Regions from separate parts of the Homo sapiens genome. Here region 2 is linked to region 1. A link is a loop called in an ENCODE intact Hi-C map of the cell type or tissue named here. Cell type or tissue: endothelial cell of umbilical vein. All regions are shown on one strand. Each heading gives the region's core, and the rest is flanking DNA. Links, peaks and the distances in the headings are about the cores only.

Evidence for each region. Peaks named below come from ENCODE experiments on the same cell type or tissue, not always from the same donor. Only the 100,000 strongest peaks of a DNase experiment are listed, where the experiment ranks them.
Region 2: a loop joins it to region 1, with 12 times the contacts of the local background. A loop is called at or near these places in 9 of 110 quality-filtered maps.

What each region holds. Positions count from the first base shown.
Region 1 is chr11:72,020,319-72,028,645 of GRCh38, forward strand. It overlaps NUMA1 (nuclear mitotic apparatus protein 1), which reads right to left. Exons shown (of 27, transcript NM_006185.4): 5 at 3,956-4,035; 6 at 2,747-2,829; 7 at 2,021-2,101; 8 at 886-973. NUMA1-AS1 (NUMA1 antisense RNA 1) reads left to right here. Exons shown (of 4, transcript NR_104178.2): 4 at 8-601. Among named protein-coding and RNA genes, the nearest start is that of NUMA1-AS1, 10 kb to the left of the region's middle. RefSeq lists an enhancer at 4,805-5,099. In endothelial cell of umbilical vein, for the core only: a CTCF peak has its summit at 4,971 (motif pointing right); a DNase peak (open chromatin) is centred at 4,943; H3K27ac peaks cover 629 bases.
Region 2 is chr11:72,410,192-72,418,518 of GRCh38, forward strand. All of the region lies in intron 2 of CLPB (ClpB family mitochondrial disaggregase), which reads right to left. Among named protein-coding and RNA genes, the nearest start is that of CLPB, 20 kb to the right of the region's middle. RefSeq lists enhancers at 1,574-1,653, 1,724-1,783, 1,834-1,923, 3,875-3,924, 3,975-4,084 and 1 more. In endothelial cell of umbilical vein, for the core only: a CTCF peak has its summit at 4,172 (motif pointing left); a DNase peak (open chromatin) is centred at 4,140.

The sequences.
Region 1 (8,327 bases), core at 51-8,050:
CCTGAAGGTCTCATGAGGAACCTGAATACAAGGAACATCAAACTCAACGGCTAGAACTCGCCTAGACCTCCTTCTTACATTCCTATCATCCACCAGCTGACCTCTTCATCAGAAGACCAGCAGAACGATCACTCTTTCTACTGTAGTACCAGCCGAGGCCATTGATATATTCCGTACTTAGATTCCTTATCATTATTTCCTGGTTTATGTATCTGCCTTTCCACCTAGAACATGCACTACATGACGGGAAAAACATTTTTTAAAAGACTGTGGGCCGGGCGCAGTGGCTCATGCCTGTATTCCTAACACTTTGGGAGGCCGAGGCAGGTGGATCACCTGATGTCAGGAGTTCGAGACCAGCCTAATCAACATGGTGAAACCCCGTCTCTACAAAAAATACAAAAATTAGCCAGGTGTGGTGGCATGCGCCTGTAATCCCAGCTACTCGGGAGGCTAAGCAGGAGAATTGCTTGAACACGGGAAGTGGAGATTGCAGTGAGCTGAGATCGCACCACTACACTCCAGCCTGGGCGACAGAGAGAGACTCTGTCTCAAAAAAAAATAAAAATAAAAATAAAAAGACTGTATTCTCAGCTTCTAAGCCTAGAGTAATGATTGTTTAAAAAATAAAAAACAAAAGTAGGTATGATCACTTGTAAATATCCTACATAACTGCTGCCAGGCAGCAAGGAGGAGCTCCATAGGAACTGAGATGATACAACATGGCCCAGAAATCGACCTACTCCATTACACACACTTTTCCTGAGCATCAACTCTGCCTTGTGTTGGGGACAGAAACAAACCCCCACCATACTTGACAACTCAGGATCCTAGTATTCCCCATTTCAGAGATGAGGGGATTCTCAGGAGTGTGTACCTACTTACCTTTCTGTAGGAAGTTCTCTAGGTCCTCATTAAGGTTTAGCCCGTCCTCATGGTCCAGCACAAATTTAAGAATGACAGCCAACTCAGCCTGGGCCACAGGGAGAAAAAGAGCATCACTTAGGTGTTAGGCCTCTGAAGGGATGGCTGCCAGGAGCTCCACCCTGGCAGTGCCAGTCCCCGGCTCCCTCATGCCCTAGGAGCCTGCTGGATCCCATTCTCCCTCTCAGAGCTGAGGTCCTATGACCCAGCCAACAACATTCAACTAGAGATATGTTCACCCCACTTGTCCCCTTCCCTCCCACCTCCCCTCAAGATGTACCGAAGTCAGAGTTCCTGACTGACTTAACTCCTGACCACAAGTGAAGTGACTGTTAAGGAAAGTAACACAATCAGAAAGTTGCTTTTATTGTTATTGTTGTTAAGAAACAAGATCTTGCTCTGTCACCCAGGCTGGAGTACAGTGGCACAATCATAGCTCACTATAACCTCCAACTCCTGGAGTCAACTCCTCCTCCTCAGCTCCCCAAGTAGCTAGAACTACAGACACACACTGCCACACCCAGCTCATTTTTTTTAAAAAAAATATTTTTTGTTGAGACAGGGTCTCGCTATGTTACCCAGGCTGATCTTGAACTCCTGGCCTCAAGCAATCCTCCTGTCTCGGCCTCCCAAAGTGCTGGGACTATAGGCGTGAGCCACCACGCCCGGCCAGGAAGCTTTTATATATAACTATGTTGGCCTCTTCCAGATGACCCTACCAGAGGAAAGGATGAGATAAATGAAGTGAAAGTTCTGTGGGGGAAAAAAAACACACACACACAGAAACACATATAGGAACAGAGAATAATTTCTACGTATTATCCTAAAACACATTACAGTTAAACATATGCACATAAAAAAGGACTTGAAAGTACATCCTTTAAAAAGTTAGCAAACTCTGGGAATGAGTTTATCGGCAACTGTTATTTCCTCCTGCATGCTTTTCAACGTTTCCCAGACTTTCTATGATGAATGGCAATAATTGCTATAACTGTATTTTTAAAAAGTCCAGTATCTGCTGTTCAAAGAAAAACAAGTCAGGTGAGGTGAAGCATGGGCTAGGCCTGCTAGGTGGCATGGAGGCACAAGGGCTTACCTGAATTTTATATTCAAACTGTTCCCAGTCCCTGGGACTTTTGGAGCTCATGGTAGAGTGGTATAAGAGCAGCATGGTCATCTAGAAGCCAAACAGGAGGCAGTCACTGAGTGGGGCTGTCTCTCTTCTCAGTGCCCCCATTCTGGGCTGTTCTGGGGACTCTGAGCTATTCCGGTGACTCTTCTAAAAGTCCTGGAATTCAGCAATCCCAGGCCACCATCCTTAACAGCTCCAGGAAACACTTTTTTTTTTTTTTTTTAATTAAGGATAGTGTACACTGTACAAAAAGCTGAGCGCCAAGATTCCTGCATGGCTCAATTCCTGGACTCATGGAACCCTGGGTGTGAAGCTTTAGGTACCCTCTATAGGCCAGCACCCAGAAAGAGCAGAGGGAATGACTTAAGACTGAGCTATAATAAAAATATGGTGATAGCCGAATGAGACCTGATTTCTGCCAGGTCTCCACCGAGGCCCACAGTAATGGTCTAGTAAACCATTGTTTGTTTCATAATCTCTGTCATAAGATCATGGGCTCCTAGAATCCTTGGGCTAAATTAGCCTCTGTCTCAAGACAGGTGGCTGCCTGGTTCTACCTCCAACGTACTAGAGCCCCAGAAATAAAGCACCCATCATCTCCCCTTGGGTTAAGAGAAGGCCCTGCAGGGTCCCTCAGGTACCATCACCCCAACCCTGCCCTGCCTCCCCAGTCTGGTATTCCATAGGTACCTTCGCCAGTTCCAGCTCTGATCCCTCTAGCACCTTCTGTGCAGATACCAGGCATTCTGGGGAAGAGGGATGTTTTCGATTTTCTGCAATGACAACAACGTAGAAAACAGGGTGAACTTCCTGGAAACCATACCTGAGATCCCAGAACACTGAAATCTGGGGAGCAGAATGGCTATCTCTGGTGGGGCTATGAGATGTAGGCCTCCTTACTCCTATGGCCTCTTTCCCCTGCCTTACAATTTTCCATCTGAAGTCAGTTCTATCCTGGGTCAATCCAAGGGCTACAGGGATAATGGAAGAAGAAAGCAGCCTCGGAATTCACAGCAACTCTGGGTCATGATGTTGCACTCTCCCACCCACTCACCAACTCTCAGCACCACAGAGGAAGAGCCCAGAGATGCCAGGTCACTTTAGAATCCTGTTCCAACTGAGGTCACAGAGTAAACCTATAGCTGAGTCAGAAAAGGACAACTAGGGATACGTGACTCTTATACTGCCCGAGGGTCTGGGCTCAAATTACTAACACCTTACTTTATCTAAATAAAGCCTCACCTTTCCTATAATTCTCTAGGGGTGGAGATGGCAGCTAGCTCCCCATGTCAAAGACGAGGACTCTGTGGTCTAAGGCTGGACAAGGGGAGGGGAACTGAAAAGCACTGTACTAGAAGCTTTGCATGTGTTCTTATTTAATCCACCCATCCACTTGAAGAGCAGTTATCTCCATATTATAGATAGGGAACCTATGTCCAGAAAGGTCACACAAGCAGTGAGGGGGGTCAAGATCAACCTTAATGTGCCTCTGCCCCTACACCTATCGCCTAAGCAATTAATTCAAAGTTATCTGGGAAAAACAGTTTTTCTTGCAAGGGAAAGAGACTCATTCTCTCTTCTGTCTCCTTGAAGTTCGGGGAAACAGAAACTTAAGGTGCTCAAAGAGTTAAAAGTGACAGGTCCCAAAAAGTAACCTTCTGGCTCCACCTAGATCTCCGAGAAGGGCTCTGGGACTGAAGGGACACTCTTCTTACACCAACTGATGAAGGCATCACAAGACCCAGGGGATCTGAACCAGCTGTTTTCATCTTTGTGTTAAAGAGTGGGGAGCCTTGAAATTTTTCTCCTCCAGACACCCATGAACTAGTTCCTCTGGACTCTCCAATCCCACGAGCTGAGGAAGCAGCTTCTTCATAGCTGGATAAGAAAGGTGCTTACTCTGCAGAAAACTGCACACAAAGTCCAGTCTCTCTGACACCGGCTGCTTCAAGATTTGCTGTCCCTCTTCAGTGCCATGGCTAGAAAAAGAGCAAGTATTAGGACCAGAGTATTCAGCAATCTTTGCCTCCTTGCTGCTGCATTTCATAGTACCTCCCCATTCCTTCCAGTCTTGATCTCTGCTGGATCTGGAAGAGATCCAGATCAGATCCTGGAGGCAGGTGACAGATACCAGGACACCATTTATCCAGATGGAACTGTGTGGTGGGTGGGAAGAGGGGACTTGAGGCATGGGGTTCTTCTGGAAAAGATGGCACTCTGCCACCCTATTTGCAAACATAAAAAAGCTCTGTGGAAAGGGGCCGAGAGGAGACGGAGGCAGCACAGATGAACGGGAAGCTATATTACACCATCTGGAATGGCTCAACTCTAAACTGTCAGGAAGCCTGGAGAACACACCTAGGTTAAGAGTGAGAGAAGACCATGGGGAGGGAAAAACATCCAAGAACTGAAAGAACAGGAGGAAACAAGGCTCTGAAGTGACAGGGTGAAGTTCCCCCACTAGGCTGAAGGCTGAGATGGCAAAAGCCTCCCAGAGGAGGATCCCAGGGACTAGAGTGTTGTTTGTTTGTTTGTTTGTTTGAGACAGAATCTCGCTCTGTTGCCCAGGCTGGAGTGCAGTGGCACGATCTCGGCTCACTATAACCTCTGACTCCTGGGTTCAAGCAATCCTCCTGCCTCAGCCTCCCAAGTAGCTGGGATTACAGGCATGGACCACCACGCCCGGCTAATTTTTGTATTTTTAGTAGAGATGGGGTTTCGCCATGTTGGCCAGGCTGGTCTCAAACTCCTGACCTCCACCCACCTCAGCCTCTCAAAGTGCTGGGATTACAGGCTGGAGCCACTGCGCCCAGCTAGGACTAGTATTCTTGATTAGTGGTTCTTGTCTGTACTTGCTTAACTGGAAGAGCGGGCAGTGTGAAGAGAGCCATGAGGAGAGGGAGACAGCAGGGGGAGCTCTCACACAGCCCAGGAGGCTGAGGCAGGAGAACTGCTTCAACCCAAGCGACAGAGATTACAGTGAGCTGAGATCATGCCACTGCACTCCAGCCTGGGCAACAGAGCGAGATTCTGTCTCCAAAAAAAAAAAAGAATACTAGTCCCTGGGATCCTGCTCTGGGAGGCTTTTGCCATCTCAGCCTTCAACCTAGTGGGGGAACTTCGCTGGATCCCCTAGCTAACTGCAGTTCCATTTTCAGAAGCAGCAGGTGAAATACCACTTCAAGTTAGAAAGCTGAATTCTCTAGGCTACAGTGGGAGATCCTGATTAGTGGGCCCCTTGCTTCTCAGAATCTACACTCCTAGTTCTTAGCCAACTTTCTGGAGGGCAGGGCAGGCCCAGAACCTTCCAATGCCAGAGACATCCTGCAAGCATAAGCATCATCCAAGCCAAGACTATGAGTGTACCTCCCCCCATACCCCATGTGATTACACAGGCTTCTTCCAAGTGAATCCCTCCCAGAAGCACTCTGTCTGGATAGTTGGTCTGAGATCAGAGACTCCTACAAAGTCTTGAGGAGATGCTAATCTCTTACAGACTCCCAAATGAGCCATTTTCCCTACCCACCCACAATCTGGAATGTTGTGACTCCTTGGCTCAGTGTAGAGCAATATTTACCTCAGAGTATTCCATTAACTAAAATAAAAAGAGGTTCTCAGGTGAAATGTTTAAAAAATGCTGGGTTAAACTGAACATTTTTTATAGAAGAAGATACAACATGCATTATTTCCTAAACCTATTTGACCACAAAACCCTTTTCCCCCACCCCCTACAAAGCCTGGTGTAAGTAAAGCTGCATGGAGCATACTTTGGACAACAGTAGTCCTAGAGAAATCCAGCCCATCCTTTAAGACTGTGTTGAAGTCTCATCTCTGTCAGGAAGCCATCCACAACTCCTGCCAGTCATGCCTCGGCTGTCCTCCAGGTCTTCCTGCAGCACTCATGAATGCAACTGCACCATTTACAACTGCCCACTCCAACTGCACTAGCTGAAAGCCAGGAATAAAGTAGGTGCTCAATACATATGGGCTGACTGACAACTGAGGGATGCTTTTTACTGAGAAGAGCAGAAATAAAAGTCAGCAAGACAAAAATGTCAGACCTCTAAGTTTTCTGGCAAAATGCCTCCACTATACTCTGTTATTCAAGCTTCACAGCTATCAAACAGACGGGACAGCCTTTTTTGCTTTAGACTATTCACGCACAGAAGAACCAAAAGGGAAACTTGTCAGAGGGGTTGATCCCAGTTAATTTTCCCAGAGAGAAGGCCAAGTGGCCAAGCAGTTAAACCCTCAACTCCCACAGCTTATTTTTTTTTTAATTTTTTAAAGAATTATTTTTCTCAGGGTGCCCCTTGTCCAGTGTGCAGACAGGAGCCACCCAACTCCCACAGCTTCTATCTACCCTCCAACCTTGCCATCCTCTGCTGCCTTCTGCTGAGAACTAGGCTGCTGATTTAGGTTGGCACCAGTAGCGGTATCAGAAATGTAAGAGCCAGAACATATTAACTAAGAACCTCCATTTCCCAAAAGGAAGCTGGTCTGCATTGTCCTGGATCTGAGATGGAGATTAGCATTAACCTGGGATTTCAATATCGCCTACCTCCAAGCCCCACTTCTACTGCAGCCTAGGTTCAGGCAACACCCTAGAAGACAACTTGCAAATGAGCATCTTGAATTTTTGGCCCTTCCTATGAAAATTTCCTAGCAGGTTATAAACCTACAGTGGCTAACCCAAGGACAACACACATCCTTACTCTTGGGCACATCTACTGCTCTTGTCACCAGGCCAAGGAAATTTCTCTCTTCAAAAGCAAAAGTTCCTTGATCTATTTTGAAGTCAAAAAAGCATGCTGCCCCATATTGTGTGTTACAATACAAGGCATATTATACCTGGCTGCTTCACTTTTAGTGAGGTTAAAATTAAACAGAGAGTTAGGTATTGCCAGACTAATGGTTTTACCACCCATTAATGTCAGGTGCCTGGATCTATCACTTCCTTAGGGTTTGCAAAATAATGATTTTCAACAGAAGTTGCAAAATGCTGACTTACAGGTGGTACACAACCCCAACTATGAAGTATCCTTGACAAAAAAAAAAAGTGAATCAAGCTTAGATCTAATTATCAGTATATAGGCAACAAGGGGAATAGTGGAACAAGTTAAGCCGTACCATAATAATGCAATTAACAAAATCCAGGATTTAAGGATTTCTATAAGATTAAAAAAAAATGAGGTGGTGTCGAGTGGGGAGAGAAAAAAGCAGGAAACAAAACTGGTGAGAGGAAATGACCCCCTGATGAAAGATCTTAAACACCAGGCTGAAGATTTTAGATTTCTACCTATTAGAAATGAATATTCACTGAGGTTTGATGAAGAGTCACTGAAGTGTCACAAAGAAAACAAGATTTGAGAAAGATTCTTGAGAACTCGTGCATAGGAATGAACTGCAATAAGGGCAGATTAGAGAAGAACTAGGCCATGAGGGCCTAGTATCCAGAATGAGGCAGAGGGAGGGACGCTGGATGTGAGCAGAGAGGATGATGACCAATTAGAGATCAGCGCCAAGGAGACAGAGAAGTCAAGATGATGTTGAAATGTCCTGCCTGGGTAACTGGGAGAGAAAATGGTACTGTCTGGACCAAAATAAGAATAGTGACTTCTTTCAGAGGTACTAAGGCAGGTCCTGGTTAGAGCCATATGGAATATTAAAAAATCCTGTAAGATAACCCACGATCAACACACACTTCAAATAAAAACCACTTTAGCAGCAGACCCATCTGTCCTGGGCCACTTGGCCCCGCTAGACCTTGCTGATAGAGAACACCAACTCATCTCTTCACTCAACAAACATTCACTAAAACCTAAACAATGTAGCATCCTAAGCTAGGTAGGGAGGACCCCAAGATGAATCAGACACAGTTCTAGCCTTTGATAAGCTTAATTCTACCTTCTTTCCCTATCAATGAGCTGTTACCTATGAACAGGTAGCTAAAGTGCTTGCTTCAGAGATATGAGTCCCTGATACCAGTTCCTAACTGCCACGTATGGCACATAAACACCTTCAACACTTCAGTCTATCCTTGGCCTGGGGCAAACAATCTAATGTGCTTTTTCTTAAAAAAAAAAAAAAAAAAAAAAAAAAAAGATGACAACTGACCTATGCTTGGTCCCAGAAAGGTAGGATACTGGGAGGAAGCCCCACTTTATTCATTTCCGAGATAACTGTGACGTTCAAAGGAAATGTGCTAAAGACACAGACCAAAAGGCCAAACTACAATCCTTGCTGCATGGTAACAACAAGCTTATTAAAT
Region 2 (8,327 bases), core at 25-8,024, 390 kb after region 1:
TGTACCCCAGCCTAGGCAACAAGAGCAGAACTCCATCTCAAAAAAAACAAAACAAACAAATCCAGGCTCTGTTACTTACTAAGTGAGGAGTGGTGGATGAATGAATGACTTAGCCTCTCTGAATCTCAACTGCTTCCTTCATTTACATGATAGCTCCTGCTCTCTAAGCCTGTTTCTGCATCTGTTAAAAAAAAATGGAGAACACCTCACCAACCCTACTATATATGTCACATAGGGGTGCTATGAAGAGACAGTGAGAAAAAATATGTAAAAATACTTGGGATGCAATAAAGCACTGTACAAAATAGCATAAGAAGAGCTTATACTATTCTTATCACTTTCCAATTTGTGTTCACTCGATTTTAAAGAAGTGACAGAGTAACTAGGATGATACAGGAAAAGGTATACACAGAACTTGGAACACAGTAAGTGCTCCAAATTACTGGAGGATAGATAAATGAACTGTCTAAAATTCCCAGGCAAGGGCAGCAGCAGGAAAGGGAAGGTTCCCTAGCCCAAGAGCTGAAGATTACCACAGAAGGACAAATCAGTCGGGAAAAACATATCCTGCTCCCATCCATCAGTGATCCTGGAGAGTCCAGCAGGCTAAAGACCAAAGAGGTAACAGCTATTACCACTGATTGGGGAAGGGGCAATGAAGCAGTCAAGCTTTCTCTTTCTGCTGTGAGTACCTCTGTATTGTTTGAAGTTGTGCTGTTTTTATAACAATGACCATACTATTACTCTTTTTTAAAATAAAACTTTCTTAGGAAAAAAAAAAGTCCTATACTTTAAGAAGCCTTCCCTAAGATGACCTTGTTGCCACCACAATCCCCTGTGCTAACCTGTATCAATGTAGTTATCATACAGTCCACAGGTCTAACTTCCCCAGTAGGCAAGCATGTCCTTCTAGAAACAAGGACTTGCCTTCATCTCTTTGCTCCAGGTGCCTGCCATGGCAGTTGGCACACCACAAAGCTCGGGGTCTGAATGAATGAATGTCTACAGCACTTACCTACATTAACTTCTCACCAATACTTCTGTCTGGTGCTGGAAGTTACCTGTTTTATAACTGTAAGCTTGTCTTTTTCGAAGAACTTAGGCTTCTATGTATATGTAGGAGGGTGTGAGTGCAGCTTCTCAGTCTCAGGGCTGAGGACATTTGTGGATACAGGCCTAGGGGCTACAGGTCACAAATTCCAGTCATGGCTCTATCACTTACTAGCTATGTGACCACAATAAATGTCTTTGTGGTCCTTACTTTTATCTGCAGTAAAAGAAGGAAATGAATGAAATTATTTCTGAAGTCCCTACCAGCTCTATAATGTTATAATTCTAAATATGTGTAGCATCAAAATGAAAATTGAGTAGATTCCTAGCAGACGCTGCACTCAGCAAGACTTCCAACGAAAAGACAACTCCCCAGGCTCTGTTTGTGGGAGGGAGGGAAAGAGTCCCAGAAAGGGACACAGGGGCAGCTTTGAGTTATTCTGGCTAACTAGCTCTTCCACTCAGGGGAGGGAGGTACCACTTGATTTTTCTTCCTCTTTCTTTAGGACCAATCAATACAAAGCGGCCACTGAACTTCAATGACGCATTGTTCCAACTGATTTCCGGATCCTTCACATGAACCAGCCCTCAGCTGCAGCTGGGGAGGGGCTGAAGGGTAGGGAGCCCTATCCCACCTGCATCAGAGGCCTGGAAGCACTGAGCCATGCAGACCCAATCATGATTGCTATCTGGGCAACAGGGCCCTGGCTGGAGCCTCACAGAAGGCCCTGTTTACAGTAATAACAGCACCAGGCCCTGCTGTCTGAGCAGAGGCAAGGTGCCTGGGGCCAGAATCCCCAGGCAGCCTCCATCTGTGCCTTATCTAGCCTGCCAGCCAGGGCTGGGAGGGGCAGGGCAAGGGAGCAAAGGCTGCTCATAGACCCCCCAGCCTGGGACAGCAGACTTCAGGCAGGGTCTTGGTGCTTCAACTCCATAGACAAGGCCTCTCCAGCAACTTCTGCATTTGCTACTTGAACTGAGCACCCTTCTCCAAGGCCTAGCTGGGGACCCTTCCGTGAGGAAGCTCTCCAGATGCTCTCACTCCCAGTGAGATGGCCCACTGAGCATTCTGTCATGCCTGGAGAACTCCAAGGGAGTGAGAGCAGTGAGGGAGGGGAGAGGCTGGCAGGTATGCAGTACCTACCACAAATGCCAAGTGTACTGTGGAATGTGTCTGCATGTTTCATAGCTGGCTATTTCCTATCACAGAAAACTTTAAAATTTCTGAACTTAAAGAATGATCTGCAGAGATTAATCAGTCCAAATCTTCCTTTTACACACACAGATAGGGAGGCTCAGAAAGCGTCCCCTTTGGAAAAGACTGATCTATATATGAGCCTGCCTCTGTCTGTCTCTTCCAGGCTGTGTGACTGTGGGCAGATCACACTACCCTCTCTGAACCTCAGTCATCTTACCCTATCAGCCTGTCAGCCCTACCTAACATGGGTGCTGAGATGACCAAAGGAAATAATGTTTGTGAGGGCACTTACATTTTCCAAATCTTAGTTGCTATTATTACACTTGTTCTGTTTGTTGAGGCACACAGTGGAGGAGCTGAATCACAACCTCAGTGAATACTTGCTGGATCAACTGAATAAAGTGCAACACTGGGTGATCATTCTTTGTCCCATCTCTCTTACAGAAACTTGGCCCACATTAAAGTGCTCAGATTATTTTTTAACTTTTTATTTTGAAATAATTTCAAACTTATAGAACAGTTACAAAAATCACACACACACACACACACCCCTTCAAACAGCCTTCATGCCAGGTGCGGTGGCTCAGGCCTGTAATCCCAGCACTTTGGGAGGCCAAGGCAGGCGAGTCACCTGAGGTCGGGAGTTCGAGACCAGCCTGACCAACATGGAGAAACCCCGTCTCTACTAAAAAATACAAAATTAGCCGGGCATGGTGGCACATGCCTGTAATCCCAGCTACTCGGGAGGCTGAGGCAGGAGAATCGCTTGAACCCTGGAGGCGGAGGCTGCAGTGAGCCGAGATCGTGCTATTGCACTCCAGCCTGGGCAACCAAAGCGAAAATCCGTCTCGAAAAAAAAAAACAAAGACAAAAAAACAAATAAATAAATAGCCTTCACTCATATCCTGTTTACATTTTGTTTCATTTGCTTTTCTATTCCTTTTCTATTTTTTTTTGCTGGACCATGTGAGAACTAATTTCAGATACTATGCCCCTTTACCTCCAAATACTTCATCGAGCATATACCAGATACATTGGTACATGCATCTCGTACCTAGTACCAGAGCATTCTCTTACAGAACCACTAACTAATGATGATAAAATTCAGAACATTTAACATTGATATACTATTTTTATCTGATATACAGCCCACATTCAAATTTCTTCAATTATCCCAATATTCATTATAGCAATCTCCCCCTGTGATCCAGATGAAAGCCAGGATCAATATCAGGACCAAACACTGCATATGTTTCAATTTCATCTAGGATAGTTCTTCAACCTTTCTTTGATTTTCATGATATTGACATTTTTTGCAGAGTAAGGCTAGTTTGTTTGTAGAATACCCTTCAATGTGGATAACAATTTTTGAGGTACTACTTATTATGCATCCATTCGTTCCATAAACTCTTCCTGAGGACTGGTTATTACAGGACTCTGAGCAGGGCACTCAGGGTACTGTGATGAATTCTGTGGTATCCTTGCCTTCAAAGCATTCACTGGACAGCTACACACTGGGCAAACAGCTAAAATACAAGCAAGGACCCTAGAGGAAGGTGCCATGAGAGTACAGGTCAGAGCAAGAGAGCCACAGGGATGACTTCCTAGAGGCAGAGTGTGCCAGAAAGGATGGGCCAGAAGCACAGATTCCCAGAGTGACCTTCTGGGATCCTCTATAGCAAACATCTTTGCTTCCCCAGGCAGTGTGTGCCAAGGCTGAGACTGAATAAAACACGGAAGTCCAACAATACAAGGCCATAAACAGGAGGGAGTGGCCCAAAGCACCTTCATCTGGGTACCCCTGCCCAGAGCTATTAATATATGCATTTCCCAGAGAGTCAGCAGCTGTGGTGGTGAGAAGGAAAGGCCTGTGCAGGACCTGAGGTGTGGGAAAGGGTCATAGGCGCCACCTACTGGCCCCACAGCAGGCCTCCTGGCTGGCTGCCAGGAAACCTGTCACACTACAGCAGTGAGACACAAAAGTGGTTCAAATTTCTCAAACAGTGAAACAGTGTTGGTACTTGAGCCACCTTCTGTGAAGTTCAGGAATCTCACAAAATTTCCAGTAAAGAAGAGACAATGAAAAGCCAACCATAAAACCTGGCCTCCTCGGGCAAAGGTGTGGCCTTCACTCACTCAACAAAACTGAAGTAACATCTCCAAGCTAGCCTCTGTGTTGGGCATTGACAGACACCGAAGTCAATCAGACATGAATCTTGCCTACAAGGAGCTCTTATTCTGAGCTGGAGGAGGGAAAATGAAACAAGCGCACAAATAAGTGCACTAAGTATCACAGGTGCTCAGAGATGTTTACACAGGCTCAGGGAGCACAACTCACCGCCTTGCAAAGCTCTTGAATGATGGAGTTCAAAAGAGCTCACATTTCTTGAGCTGCCTACTACGCAACAGATACTTGACATTTATGATCTCATTTGATCCTCTGAAAGAAGCCCAAGTCTTACAGAGGGTAAATGACTGATTAAGATTACAAGGCCAGGCTGGGAACGGTGGTTCACGCCTGTAATCCCAGTACTTTGAGAGGCCGAGGTGGGTGGATCACAAGGTCAGAGGTTGAAGACCAGCCTGACCAACATGGTGAAACCCTATCTCTACTAAAAATACAAAAATTAGCCAGGCATGGTGGCAGGCACCTGTAATCCCAGCTACTCAGGAGGCTGAGGCAGGAGAATCACTTGAACCCGGGAGGCGTGGGTTGCAGTAAGCCAAGATCGCACCACTGCACTCCAGCCTGGCGACAGAGTGAGACTCCGTCTCAAAAAAAAAGAAAAAGAAAGATTACAAGGCCAATAAGTAGCAGCCGGGGATGAAGCCCAAGCTCTATGGAGCCACACTGCCTTCCAGGGCTCATATGCCCAATTCTTCCCTTCTTTCCCAGATTTAGCATGCGTCAGCACACCATAGTTGTCTGATGGGACCAATCAGCTGACAGAAAATAAGGAAAAGCCTCAAGTGGAAAGGAGTTTACTTGAGGGGTGAAGATACTTTCTGTTTAGTCCTGAAGCTTCCTAGAACCTTCTCTCTTGGAAGTTCTAGTTCCTTCTAGTCGCATGCTGAGAACATTCCAAGCCTATCCTTTCTTCTTTCTGGTAGTCTCCATACCACCACCACTACTTTCACATAGTACATATTCACATTTCAAATATTACAAATTCACAAGCAAATACAAAGCCTTAAAGTGTCCTTACCTTTAGGTTAAAACAAGCTCTGCAAACAAATCCAATCAAAGGGTTACAGGACAGAAGAAGTCATGGATCTCAGAAGGCTGGGCCGATTACAAGCTTAACAGAACCTAGGAGTGTAACGCAGCTGCCAAGAAAGCCAATGCAAGGTCGGGCCATATTAATAGAAGTATAAAATCTTTAACAAAGGGGATGGTTGCCCTGCTCCTCACAATAATGGTCATGCCACACTGGAATTCAGAGAGGGCACCAAAACTTTCTAGCTGTTTCATTTTAAAATGACTAGGATGAGGAGGAGACTTGAAACCACAGTTTAGGGAACCAAGGCTCATATAGCTTGGAGCTCTGTCTCCTAAGAGTTAAAAATCTGGAACAGGAAAAGGAAGCCATGTAGTCCTAGAAGACAGAGCTGGGACCAAGTGAGGGGAGTTGCAAAGGGAGCTAACACATAATGACAGCCCATCATGTGCCAAGTGCTATGCCAGGTGCTTTCACACTATTGCTTCAGAGCTCATCAGAAGATAAAACTGTTTTCTACTACTAATTACAAATTGTCTTTACTTACATTACTCCAACTGCCCAGAAAGTCTTTCTGCAAAGCTCCTTGTATACAAATACGACCTATCTCCAGACCCAAACTAAAGGCCACCTTGCCTGTGAAGCCCTAACTTTTCACCTGTACTAACTACAATTCTCTTACCAGACCGCAAGTTCCTTGAAAGACAAAGGTCATCATGATACATTTTTCTCCCCCTCAATGCCTAATAAGAAATTGCTCATAACAGGCCTTAAGAATGAATAAATGCCAAAGAATGGCTGGGTGCGGTGGCTCACACCTGTAATCTCAGCACTTTGGGAGGCTGAGGCAGGCAGATCACCTGAGGTCAGGAGTTCGAGACAAGCCTGGCCAACATAGTGAAACCCCGTCTCTACCAAAAATACAAAAATTAGCCAGGCATGGTGGCACGTGCCTGTAATCCCAGCTACTTGGGAGGCTGAGGCAGAAGAATCGCTTGAACCCGGGAGGCAGAGGTTGGATTGAGCCAAGATCGCGCCACTGCATTCCAGCCTGGATGACAGAGCAAGACTCCGTCTCAAAAAAAAAAAAAAAAAAAAGAAAAAAGAATGAATAAATGCCAAAGAAGATACAGAAATGGCCAATAAGCACATAAAAAGATGCTCACATCATTAGCCATTAGGGAAATGCAAATCAAAACCACAATGAGATACCACTCCACACACACTAGGTTTGCTGTAAGTGATGACAACACTGATGACAACAATTGTTGGTGAGGATGTGGAAAAGGTAGAACCCTCACACGTTGCTTTTGGGAATGTAAAATGGTGAAGCCACCCTGGAAAATGGTTGGGCAGTTCCTCAAAATGTTAAATGTACAGTTACTCTATGGCCCAGCAATTCCACTCCTAGGTATACACTGAAGAGACATGAAAACATACATTCACATAGAAATCTGTACACGAATGTTCACAGCAGCATTATTCATAATAGCTAAAAAGTGGAAACACAAATGTCCATCAACTGACAAATGACATCCTGTATGGATGTACATCCAATAAAATGTAGTACATCCATACAGGGAATATTATTCAGCCACAAAAAGGAATAAAGTACTGATATATGCTACAACATAGATGAACCTTGAAAACATTAAGCTCAGTGAAAGAAGCCAGACACAAAAGGCCACATATTGTATAATTCCATTTATATGAAATGTTCAGAACAGGCAAATCCAGAAACAGAAAGCAGATTAGTGGTTGCAACATCTAGGGGGAGAGGAGAATGGGGAGTAACTACTATTGGAACCAGAGTTTTCTGAGGGTCCGGGGTGGGGTGGGAGAGTGATAGAACATTCTGGAATTAGTGGTGCTGGTTGCACAATCTTATAAATGTTCTAAAATCCACTAAATTGTATATTTTTAAAGGTTGAATTTTATGGTATGTGAATTATACCTCAAAAGAAAAAAGAATGAATGTATATTCAGTCAGAATCTGCCTATTCTTCAGGAGGCAGAGAGTGCCTCATACCTAGAGGCACCCAAAGAGGGCTGGATGTTGACCATCAGAGAAGCTAAAGTGGGGACCTGAATACTGGAAAGGAAATGAGGCTGGAGACAAAAGTGCCTGAGATCCTGTGTGACCCATCTAGGGGTTGTGACTGAGCCCCTGATGTGTCCTGGGAAGGATCCTGCCCCTCCCCACCCCTGCTGGACTCTTGAGCCCTTGGGAATTCCGGGGGCCTCCCTCAATTGTTTGTGCTTTACATCCTGCCCCAGTACACTGTCCATCTGCAAAGGCTGGTCAAACACACAGGCTTCGCAGGAGGCCTGGGTGCTATCCCTTCAAACAAAAGGGCATTGAGATGGAAGCCTCAGCCCAGCCTCAAAGAGGATTCTTATGCAGCCTTCCTGAGCCTTCCATCCACATGAATGGAGGATCCTGGAGACCAGTCAGCCTGCCCAGCTGCTGCCTAGGGCTGTGCTCTCCTGCTGGTTAGCCTTTGGAGAATAAACAAGGTTTCTATCAACCAATCAATCAACGGGCCAGACTCCATCTGTACCATGTGTCTTCTGAGTGCCAGCCAGCCTTGTGTGACTTACTACGGTGAAGGCAGGAGAAGGAGGTGCCATACACCTTGCTGTGACAGGGCTCACAGCCTAGGTCAGGAGAAATACATAAGAAGCAACTGAAGAGAAAAGTGAAGAGATGAATCAGTAAACATGACACAGCAATGGTGTGAGGCAGGTCAATTATCATCCCTACTTTGCAGATGAAGAATCTAAGGTTAAAGATGTTAGACAACTTTTCCAAGGTCACAGAACTAACCAATGGTCACAGCCAGGATTCAAGCCTTGTTTTG